2 separate regions of the Mus musculus genome follow, and region 1 is linked to region 2. The links are chromatin contacts, found by Hi-C or POLR2A ChIA-PET in ENCODE. All regions are on one chromosome and are shown on one strand. Each heading gives the region's core, a stretch centred on a gene start or an enhancer-like site at or near the end of the contact. The rest is flanking DNA. Distances are from core to core; before and after follow the strand shown.

The links. Hi-C counts contacts between places; a loop is a spot of excess contacts on that map. ChIA-PET counts read pairs that join two places held with the same protein, here RNA polymerase II (POLR2A).
Region 1: a loop to region 2 is called in a map of heart, with 4 times the contacts of the local background. The contact joins the enhancer-like site here to the promoter of Ywhaz in region 2. A Hi-C loop is called at or near these places in 3 of 37 maps with a recorded cell type or tissue (all heart). POLR2A ChIA-PET finds 5 or more read pairs at or near these places in 4 of 5 experiments (Patski and embryonic stem cell).

What each region holds. Positions count from the first base shown.
Region 1 is chr15:36,825,419-36,830,855 of GRCm38, reverse strand. The region is part of intron 1 of Gm34472 (a long non-coding RNA gene); the gene reads left to right. Among named protein-coding and RNA genes, the nearest start is that of Gm34472, 15 kb to the left of the region's middle. Within about 2 kb of position 2,700, at least 1 of the 3 ENCODE cell types and tissues checked has a DNase peak (open chromatin) inside an H3K27ac peak, as active enhancers do; it is heart, where a contact is called at or near this core.
Region 2 is chr15:36,791,896-36,797,436 of GRCm38, reverse strand. It overlaps Ywhaz (tyrosine 3-monooxygenase/tryptophan 5-monooxygenase activation protein, zeta polypeptide), which reads left to right and starts at 2,899. Exons shown (of 7, transcript NM_011740.3): 1 at 2,899-3,292; 2 at 3,762-3,958. Gm41298 (a long non-coding RNA gene) reads right to left here and starts at 236. Exons shown (of 3, transcript XR_003951531.1): 1 at 217-236.

The DNA.
Region 1 (5,437 bases), core at 1,451-3,950, 34 kb before region 2:
TTCTTTTCTTTTTTCTTTTTCTTAGTCAAATGGCCTCACAATTGCAGGTAGACAATTGTCTCAGGGTTTCATTCCTGTGAAGAGACACCATGACCAAGGCAACTCTTAACAAGACAAACATTTAGCTGGGGCTGGCTTACCGTTTCAGAGGTTCAGTCCTCATGGTGGGAAGCACAGCATCATCCAGGCAGACTTGGTGTTGGAGAAGAAGCTAAGAGTTCTACACCTTGATCTTAAGACAGCTAGGAGAAGACTGTCTTCTGCACTGGGTGGAGCCTGAATATTGGATGGCAAAGCCCACTCTAGCAGTGACATACTTCCTCCAACAAGGTCATGCCTTGTAACAGTGCCACTCCCCATGGGCCAAGCATATTCAAACCACCACAGTAAACAGCATTATATTATCTTTTATAGAATTCTCAGAATTAAAACCCAAAAGGATAAAACACCTTTTTGTGTGTGTGTGTGTGTGTGTGTGTGTGTGTATAAAAGCAAAGAGGCTGATCTTTAAGGAGTAAGAAGAGTAACAGACAATAAGATGGCAAAGACATAAAATAATGTGTGTCTATGTGTGACACACATCTGTGTGTCTGTATATGTATATCTGTGTAGTGTATGCCTGTACCTGTGTGTGTGTGTGTGTGTGTGTGTGTGTGTGTGTGTGTGTCTGTATGTGTTTATTCCAAGCTGCACCATTTATAATTCAACTGCTAAGGAAAAAAACAACCAAGAATTCATAGAGGAAATACATAGGAGAATATTGTCTCCTTTTCTAGCTGTTTACTAAAATCTTTGAATGGCTCAAAAAAAGTAACTGCAATCTTTTGCTGTCACATATAAGAAACACAAAGGAATGCTGGGGAGAGCTATCCTTTGTACTTAAAACATTACACAATCCTGAGGATACAAGAAGCGACAGGAGACTTCAAAAATCCTAACACTACCGACTATCAACAAGGCCACCTAAGTTTCTCTTTTATATTATCAAATTGATGTGGAAACTCAAGAAAGCAGGTTCAAGCTGAAATGAATAGAAGGCACACTTAAGTGAGTAACTGGATGATTCAAGTGTCCTCCATGGCTCAAGATAAAGGTAACTGTAAGGGCATCGGGTCTTACTAAATTGGTGGGTGAAGGACAATTTGCTTTAGTGATTATCTTACATTTGAATATGGACTGTGCTTTGCCAGCAACTAAGAACGCAATTATTATGTTGCTTATAAAACAAGTAGCTTGAGCCCCCAGAAGGGTAATTACAAACAGAAGAACCAGATGAACTAGTCCTGGAGAAGCTGTTTCCATTCCACACTTCCATTTCTTGAGAATAATAGAAGGTAAATTCTTCTTCCATAAATATGTGTCCTTGTCAAAATTCGTCAGGGTCATTGGAAAATAAAATAATTATATTTTGGACCTGACAAGTCTTCAACCAAAAATAGTATTATCCAGCTGGGCATGATGGCACATGCCTTAAATTCCAGCACTCAGGAGGTAAAGACAGAGGTATCTATATGTATTTGAAGGCCTTCCTGTTCTACATAGTGAGTTCCAAGTCAGCAAAGGCTACATAGTGAGACTCTTTCTCAAAAAACCACAACGATGACGATGGTGGTGGTGGTGGTAATGATGGTGATGATGGGGGTGGTGGTGATAATGATTATGATGACAACAATGACATCACCCAGTTTGAGCAACTGTTCATCTCAGTCATTCCAACTGACCCTTGAGTGGCTTTGTGAGTTTTCACATATCAGAGCCACACTGGAAGAAGCCCACTTTGTTACACATAAAATCAAGTGTAAGAGCCTCAGAGAGTGACGCCACAAGAGGAATCCCAGAAACATCGTAGGCAGCAGCTTACATTACCTCACCATTCCCCAACTTATCTCGAAGTACAGTGTCATTACTTCAGTGTTCCCCAGCTTATCTTGTAGAAGGTAAGTTTGTACAGAAGGCAGAGTTCCAGGAGAGTCCCTATAAATCCCCACCATTACTGTGAATCAAATCCTACAGACTCTGCAGAGCAAATGCAGCCTTCTAAGCTTGGGAGCCATGAGAGGAAGCAAATACAAGACTGGAAACTGATTTTCAAATTAGTTGCTTCTCCTGCTGACCTTACTTGTATATAAAAATATTACGTTGGAATAACCGTGGACAGACACGTTTGGATGAGTGAGCTGACCCTCTGCTTACCCCAGCTCCTTTAAGAGTTTGTTTTCCTCCCAAGTTTATTTAATCATAGAGCAAAGCTAAAGACTGGGGGCGTTATCTTGTATGTGGATACATGATTCTTTTCCCCCATGTGGCAAAATACCATCCTAGCTTTGACGCGGAGTTCAAGTTCTAATTGATTATTCTCAGTGACATTTTCCTTAGTAGACCAGAAGACCAAACTAGAAAAAGAGCCTAAACTTGTGTTTGTTTGGCTGGGTTTTAGGTCAAAGAGCACTCTTCTGTGTTCCAGTGGGGGAATGGCTCTCCTGTTTTCTCCCATCTCCCTTCCCTATCCCTCTATCTCCAAGCACTGAAACTTGGGATACCTAGGCACTCGGAGCTCTAAGCAGTTTTCCAGGAAATTCATTTCTGCATCCTCTAAAGGGCTCTTCTGGGCAGTCAGGGGAAGCAGCCCTTTTGGGAGTTGGCCCAGGTTCTAGACTTCCTCTTTGATAAGCGTAAACTCCCTTGGGGGCAGGAACTTAGGATTGTTCACACAGAAGGTCCTGGATCCAGCCAGATCTAGCTCCTTCCAATCAAGCCTGGAAGGGGCGGGGGTAGCAGAATCTGTACCTAATGTGTGTATTCCCCTTCTCTCCCCCCCCCCCCCCCCCCCCGGTGGAGGTGGCCCGGTTTCCTTCTCCCTTCCACAAATGTGGAACACAGGGGTGTCGTGACTTGAAAAGTCTCTTCAAGGGACATGACCCAGATGGGATGAGTCCTCAGAAAGGTGGTCCTTCTGATTCCAATTTATCCTCGTTTACTTTAAGGTGTAGGAGCCCTCATGAGAGGATGTTCTCTTTGGGCTTCATTAGTGAAAGGAGTTGAGCCTTTCCAGAGCTAGCAGGTTTGTCATCTGAGAACTGTGAACTGTGTAACTTCTTGGTGTGTCCTCTGGCACTGAGCCATCTTACCGCTATTGTCAGGGATTTCAGACACACATTCTATGCAATACTCACTCTAGCCTGGCTCCTTTTTTTTTTAACTTTTATTAGTTTGTTTTCGATGTTTTTCTTGCATGTTCTATTTTGTCCTTTTGCCATCTCTACATCTTGTTCAGGAAGATAATGCAATATAACTAATGTCAAATCAACTCTAAAACAAGTATTTAGAGCTGTTCACTTTCCCTTCTTTTCTCTCTTTTTATCAGTTTTCTCTTAACTACATATAGATTCTAAGGTCATCCTTCTGATATGCTAATGTCTTCAGCTACAAATACTTGTTATAATTACATTATAAACTAGAGGGTAGAAATAACAGGGCTGCAGTAAGAACCAAGAGCCTTCACTGAGTTTCGTTTTCAGCTCTGAGTGTTCTTGGTGTCTGACCTTGGGCAGAGCCCTCTCTCTGGATTTCAGCTTCCTGTTTATAAAATGAAGGGGTTGGACAAGGTCACCTCTAAAACCCCTCCAGCTCTGAAATTCATTGACTCTTTGACCCATTGTGGGCGCTTAATAAATAACAAGCACGCTTTCAGAGAGCCACAGGAATGAATTGACTTAGACGCTTCAGTCAACAAAGATTTACTTAGTGTTCACCCAAACGTGGTTGCAGTGTGGGACATGTCAGATGCAAAGGGAGACTCAGGACTTGCTCACCTGGCCCTGCTGCAGTTACAGCCAAGGTTCCAGAAGATCATTAAAAGCTAAAAGCACTAGCAGACAGAAGGAATGACAGGCACAGAGCGGAGAGACCCACTAGAGAGGAAAGGGTCTCACTCCTTTTACCAAAGTAAATCGCAGACGTAAGGGAGAAGGGGACTTGTTTTGTTTATGTGTTTTTTGTTTTTTTATTTGTTTTTGCAAGTTAGTGAATCAATGTTTGAGTTTTCACACTCTAAAATCAAAAATAATCTCTCTCAGAACATGGCTGAAGCTCATCATGATGGTACAAGCCTTTATTCTTAGCACTTGGGAGGCAACAGGCAGAGTTCTGTGAGCTATAGGCTAGCCTGCTCTACAGTGAGTACCAGGCCAACTAGGTCCTTATAGTGAGACCTTGACTTTAAATCACAATCTGGAGAAGGTACTGATGTGTCGTCAGTGATAGTCTTCTTAGCATGTGCAGAGCCTTGGGGTCAGCCTCCAGAGTCCCTGCTCAGATAAGGATATTCTGGACATTTCACCACAAACAAAGGTATCCCTAGGTATCACAAAAGTACTGTTGGGCTTATTATAGTTTCTTTTTAAAACTATTCTTTGGTGTTGGGTGTGTAGCTCAACCATAGAGACTTTGTCCAGTAGAAAAAAGGCCCTGGGTTAGTTTCCAGCACAATGTACACACACACACACACACACACACACACATTATGGTAGAAGGATTGTGTAGCATGTCAGAGACACTGGATTTGATCCTCAGTACCTCATAGATCCAGCGTAGTGGCACACACCTGCAATCCTAGCACTTGGGATGAACAAGTAGAAGGGTTAGAAGTTCAAGGTCATCCGCAGATGCATATTGAGTTTGAGGACAGCCTGCAATACCTGAGACCCTGTCTCAATGAAGAAGGAGGAGGAGGGGGAGGACGAGGAGAAGAAGGAAGAGGAGGAAAGGAAGAAGTTAACTACTATCTTGTCAATTATTATGAATGTTTTCTGATTGATTTCTGTTCTGAATTGCTTGTACTTTTTTGTACAAATAGAATTAATTCCAAACTGCTAATACCATCTTTCAGGATTTGCCAGCTTAGAAGGCATGGAAGCAAGACAAGGATAAACTAGCAACATTGATAAAAAGTGTGTGTGTCCCTCAAATGTCCCAAAGGAGGTACACAAAGAAGCCCTGTTTGCTTCCCAAGAAGACTAAGAAAGAAGAGAGGAACAGAGGCAGGGAGGCAGGGCCTCCGCAGTGTCTGGCTTTGCTGTGCATATGGCTCTCCCATAGCTCTCCTGTCTGAACCTTAGAAGGAAGACTCCAAATCTTACTACTTCAGTGACTCATTGGACCTTGAAATATGAAGCTTTGCTCTTGGGACATGCATCTTTACCATTTCAAAGGCCTACATGTTTGGTTTCCTTGCTGTGCCCACAGACAGAGGCTGACATCCGAAGGTTCCTTACATGCTAGAGGTGACAGTAGGCCTTACTGGGACAAGTCTTTCTCTATTCACAAAATGTTCCTGCATTCCCTTAGCAGCAGCCAAGCATGCCTTGCTGCCTGGCCATTCCAGCACACTCAGGCGTACCATAATTTATGCACATGCTTACAGACCCAAGAGGGCTTC
Region 2 (5,541 bases), core at 1,650-4,149:
CTGCTATTGGCAGGAGGTAGGGTCAGCTCTCCTGCTCTCAGGCCAGCTCATCAACACCCACCCCTCCAGAGCCAGCTATACTCTGCTGAACTCTCACCTTCAGGGTTGGCTCATCTGTGCCCTTTCAACCAGGACCGGCGCTACTGTGCTGCCCAGGCAAGCTGCAGGGCTCATTCTCCCAAGGGCTGCAGCCAGCCAGGAGCAAGGCAAGCTCACCTGCTCTCATGACCCCACTGCCACCGGTGGTGAGGAATGAGGAGGGGTAGAGGGCATCAACACCACACCCACACTACCTCACAGCAGAGGAGTGGTGAGGCCAGCTCTTCCTCATTGTCATCCTGGGGCTAGCGCACCTGCCCCCACCACCTGGACAGCACTACCACAGCTGTATTGTGCTGTCCAGGCCAGCTGCCAGGCTTGCTCTCCTCAGTCCTTCAGCTGGTGAGGGGCAGGGCTAGCTAGCTCTTTTCTGCTCATGATCCTGTGAGCAGCTTTCCCTATTGCCAGAATTAACTCTCCCACAGTCACACCTTCTGGGCTGGCTCACCTACACCTGGTCACCAGGGCCAGCTCCATTCTGCTGCCTGGGCAAGGAGCAGGGACTGGTCTCCTGAGTGCTGCCACAGGTAAGAGGTGGGGCCGCTCTCCCAAGCAACCCAGCCACTGAGGGGTGGGGCAGCTCTGCAAGACCTATGGACATCCATGTGATCTGACATCGAACCCTACTGCTGAGTAGCCACAGACCCAAACATAGGCCACAGCTCGAGCTGGGACCTCACCATGGCCTCGGGTGGCAGGGCTGGCCACTCACAACAGGCTGCTCCTCTCCACCCTGGACTCTCCAGTTCCATCTCCCTTCATAATGCTCAAGCTGCTCCACTTCTCTTTCCCATCTGTCCACCACATACTTGCACATCGTGGTGTCTCCCACTGCAGGCTGGACACCTGGCTGACGAACCCCTGGGTGACATGTTTTGCCTGCGCTGTGTGGTGTGGTGGCAAGCAGGTGCCTACTGCCTGTGCTAGAGGTCTGTGGGTGACATGCTGGTCTGCTACTTGGTTGGCAGATTTGGGGTTCAGCCATGTCTAGTGGGGAAGATTTATGGTTCAGGTCCACAAGCAGAGGGCATCACTTTGTGTCCCATTGCCTAGCAGTTGGTCAGTGGGCCACACCTAGCTCCAAGAGACTCGACAGTGGGATCCAAACTATGGCAACTGGAGAAGAGGATTTGGGGAACAGCTGTCTGTATCTATTTCTACTTCCAGTTTCTCAGGTATGGAAATTAGAATCTACAGCACAATACAGCCCACTCTTTACTCTCTCAATCACGGTGTTTAATCTTATGGGACTGGGAATTAGTGTGTCCAGTTTAGTAAGCTAAAGAACAGACCTCTGGATGACAAAGCAAGATTGCCCCTCTTCTGATTGCAGAGTCCCGCACATTAAGCTTCACTCAGTCAAATGATGCAGAGCTGAGACGATAGCCTGCCGGGACTGTTTATGACTGAAAAGATCACCCTTGACACGTGTTTCCAGTTGGAATGACAGACTGATGCTAATTTACTTGAACTCTTTACCTTACTGTGTAACATGGGACAGAAATTGAATGAAATGTCTAGTGTTGGGCTAACACGTTCATCTCTGAACTTTAGACCTACCACTTTTAACTGTTTCACTTCGTTTTCACTGGGTTTTGAACACCAGGGACAGCTACCACCCTTATTGTTCCCAAAATGTAATTACAGTAAACTACATGGAGAAAACACACATGCATTCCTCAGCCACAGATGGTAGTACTTTTATTGCTGATATTTTACTACTGTGCCTATCAAAGTATAGCGGAGACATCAACTGCATGAAGTAAGACCCAAGTAAAGAAGACAGGAAGACAATTGGGCAGCTAATCAAACTCACCAGTAACTTCCCCATACTTCAGGCCTATAGGCTCTGGGTTTTGGCTTTGCTACATATTATTCTTTAGAATTCTTCTCAGTTGACCTTCCATGGCAAATCTAATTCTGGCCCCCTTGCAGCCTTATTATGCCTTTATTAGGCAAACATGTTGATTGGAGTTTGTAAAAACTAAAAGCACCTTTTGGTTTATTAAAACACAAAGAAACCTTGCTAGTTAATGCACAAGGCAAAAGCCCAAACTATTTTCCAAAACAAGTCTGCAATTTATGCAGAGAAATCTCTTAACTTTCCCTGAGGTGTATATTCCATATAGACGTGTATTACAGACATTAACAGACATTTCCATTTTACAAAAGATTTAACCTAGTATCTTCTGTCAAATTTCTAGCACCTACTACAAAACTGCAAACATAAAAGCTTTTGAAATAGTCATTTTAAGTGAGTCACTCCCTGAAAGAATTTACATTACAGCCAAAGTAAGTTGACTTCAGTATCTTGGAGATAAAACCTGAATTAATTTGCTCATCTGCTTAGCATGTTATCTGTTGCTGTGGAAACCGGTGTGTGTGTTGGGAGGGGGGAGGGCGGTTGGCGAGGGGAGCGACACTGAACTGGTCACAGGCAAATCTCTACCTAGCTGTCATTTCAGGCAAATTATAATTTGTACAACAAACTTGTGATTCAAACAATGTAACCAACATTCTGATGAAAGACAGTGGTAGGGAAAGAATGCTTGTCATGAAGTCTTCCAGGGGGCTCTGGGGCTGAATTCCTGAGGTTCTTTTTCCAGTTGTGCTTAGTGTAGGCCCCAGAAGGGGCTCAGTGAAAATATTTTAGCTCAGAGGCGCACATTTAAAGAGAGCAAGGACAGATTCTTCATAGAGACTGCATCTCCTTTCAACTTCCGTCTCCTGGGTGGAGACCTTGCGGGTTCAGGCACCTGCAATTTCCGCCCTTTTCCTCCCCCCCCCCCCTTTCCGGGCGGAGGAGCCTCGCTCCTCCTCCAGCTAGAGCCCTAGGAACGGCCACGCTCCCTAACCTTGCTTCCAGGACCTAAAAGGGTCGGTCACTCTCTTACAATGCGCTAATTAGGAACAATGTGTCTCCCAATGAAAGCTCTACAGAGGGTAAAGTGCAGCCCACGACAACAGTTCGGTGTGTTCTAGCCTGTTTCCCCGCCTCGCCCCACGTCAGGCTTCTACGATCACGTCCAACCCGCTAGCCCAACCCTTTCCCCGCTCCTCCCAGCGACCACCCATTGTCCCCGCGGCTGTCACGGTGTGGACGCCGAGCTCGCGACTGGAAAGGCAGGGCGTCATTCAGCCTCGCGCTTTTCCCAGCCTTAAAAGGTCTAAGGCCGCTTCCTGCAGCCAGAAGGTAAAGCGGGCCGCCCGAGGGAGCAGCCGCGCCCGGGCCTCCCTGCCCCGGCGTTGGCGGAGCCGCTGCCCTACTCTCGGCTTCTGATCACAATGCCCTGGCAGTAGAGCTGCCTTCACCCTGCCCCGCAACCCGCCCACCGCCATTACCGGCGCAGAGAGAGGGCGGCCGAGCGGGAAGGGGGTGGGGGGGAACGCGAAGGTCCCGGATGTGCCCGCCAGTGAGGTGGGGGCGGGGAGAGGCTTCCTTCCGCGGGCCGCAGGGGCGGGGAGGGAGGGCAGCTCGCGGGGGCGGCGGGGAGCGAACCGAGCACGCGGGTGAAGGCAGGGTCGGGAGCGGAGCGGAGCGCGAGTACGCGCTCTCCTCCGCTCGCCCTCGGGCACGGGCGGGCCGGCCGGGCGCGCGCAGGGGAGCGGCGGTTGCGCCGGGCCGGAGAACTGTGGGCACCAATCAACGGTTGCCATAGCAGCGTTTGACGTCATCGTGCGTGTGGTGCCCCTGCTGCCGGGGCTAGTGATTGGAGGAAACCCCGTGTCTGCGGAGCGGCTGTAGCCTGTGAGCAGCCAGATCAGGGACAGAGTCTCAGCCTCGCCGCCACCGCTGCTGCCGCCGCCGCCCAGAGACCGCCGAGCCGCGTCCGTGTGCCGCCACCCACTCCGGACACAGGTGAGGAGCCGCCCGAGTCGGCCTCCGGTCCCTTCAGCCCGCCGCCGCGCTGCGGCCCGAGAGGGGTCTTCTCAGGAGGACCCGGGCGGCGGCTCGGCTCTGCCGGGCCCGGGCAGGCGCCCACCGCCGCCCCCGGCCGCTTGCTTCTGGCCTGCCGGGCTGCTCATCGCCCCGTTCTGGTCCCCGGGGTGGGGGTGGCGGATGAGGCGCCCACGCGCGAGACCCAGGGGCTCCCGCTCCCGAGGGCGACCGCGATCCGCCCCCGCCGGCACCCTGCTTCCGCCCGCGACTGTGACTCGGCCGTGGCGCAGGTGAGGCCGCCCCCACCCGGGGCGCCCCCGCCACCCCCTCCCCCACGGCGGGGGGCAGCCAGGTAGCACGCGGGGCTCTGGGGTGGGGCCCGCCAGGGACCCTGGGCTGGGCTCGCTGGGGCCCGCAATGCCAGAAAGGACTCTCGGGACGCGCGGTGGGGGAGGGGCGCGGCCAGAGCTAGGCGTGGGGGTACCGGGGCACGGGGTCCCCAGCGTCCTGGGCTGGTGGGAGGTTCGCATCTTTCCAGGAGCTGCGGCCCCAGGATGGGGGCTGCGCCTGTCTGGGTGGGGCCCTGCCCCTCCCCCTACCGCAGCTGTCGGGACATCGGGGCTTGGGTCGGACACCGGCGGAGGGGACCCTGGGCGGGAGCGGGGTGTGTCCGGCGCGGGCCGGCCGCGGTTCCGCTTCTGCGGGCGCGGATGGCATCGGGCCCCCGGGGAGGGTGATCTGCTCCCCCTCCACCACCACCCTCCGACTGGGGCGGGTGCACGGACTGCTCCTCCCTCTGCCCGGGTGGGGGGGCGATTCACAGTCGGAGTAGGTTGGGCTCCTTGACACAGTTCCGCCATGACAAAGAGAGTCGGGGACTAGCGCGGAGGCACCAGCCTGGGCGGAGCCAAGGAGGGGAGGTGGCTGCGGATGGCGCGGACGCAAGGACTAGCGCTTTAAAGTCACCGCTGCGCGGTTTCGGTTCGCCCCACCCTCCGGCCTCAGGCAGCCAAGGGTTAAGTGGGTGCGGCGAGTATTCCCGCAGTCTGAAGGCGAGGCCCAGGAGCGCTCGTTTTCCTGTGAGAAACCTAATCCACTTCCCCTTATCCGGGAGGTTGGCGGGGGAACGTTTGTACTGACTTAGGCTTACATCATTTTTGGAAGCAACATTTACCAGTGACCGTTTCTAATGTTAGATTTCGAGACCCCGGGGGAAGTATGGGTTCACAAATTTTAAATAGTTAATGCACGGAAGGTACTGTGTCTCGAATTTAAGCTAGCCCTATCCGTGTTTCTGTTCTGGACACTGCTCATTTGGCTACCAAAAAGAGGTCCTTTCTGGAAAGGTAAAGGAAAGAATTTCCATGGTGGGCGGCAGTGACTCTTTATTCCTACACTTAGTGCATTCAGGTTGTGACTTTTCATTAAAGTGTATTTTGTGGGATCACTATATGATTTAGAATTTTGCTCTTGGAATTGTTGAAGAAATGAGAAGTAAATTGGAATCTAGGGAACTTTAAAATTGAGCGAAAGAAAACTGGGGAAATATGAGGAAGACCAGC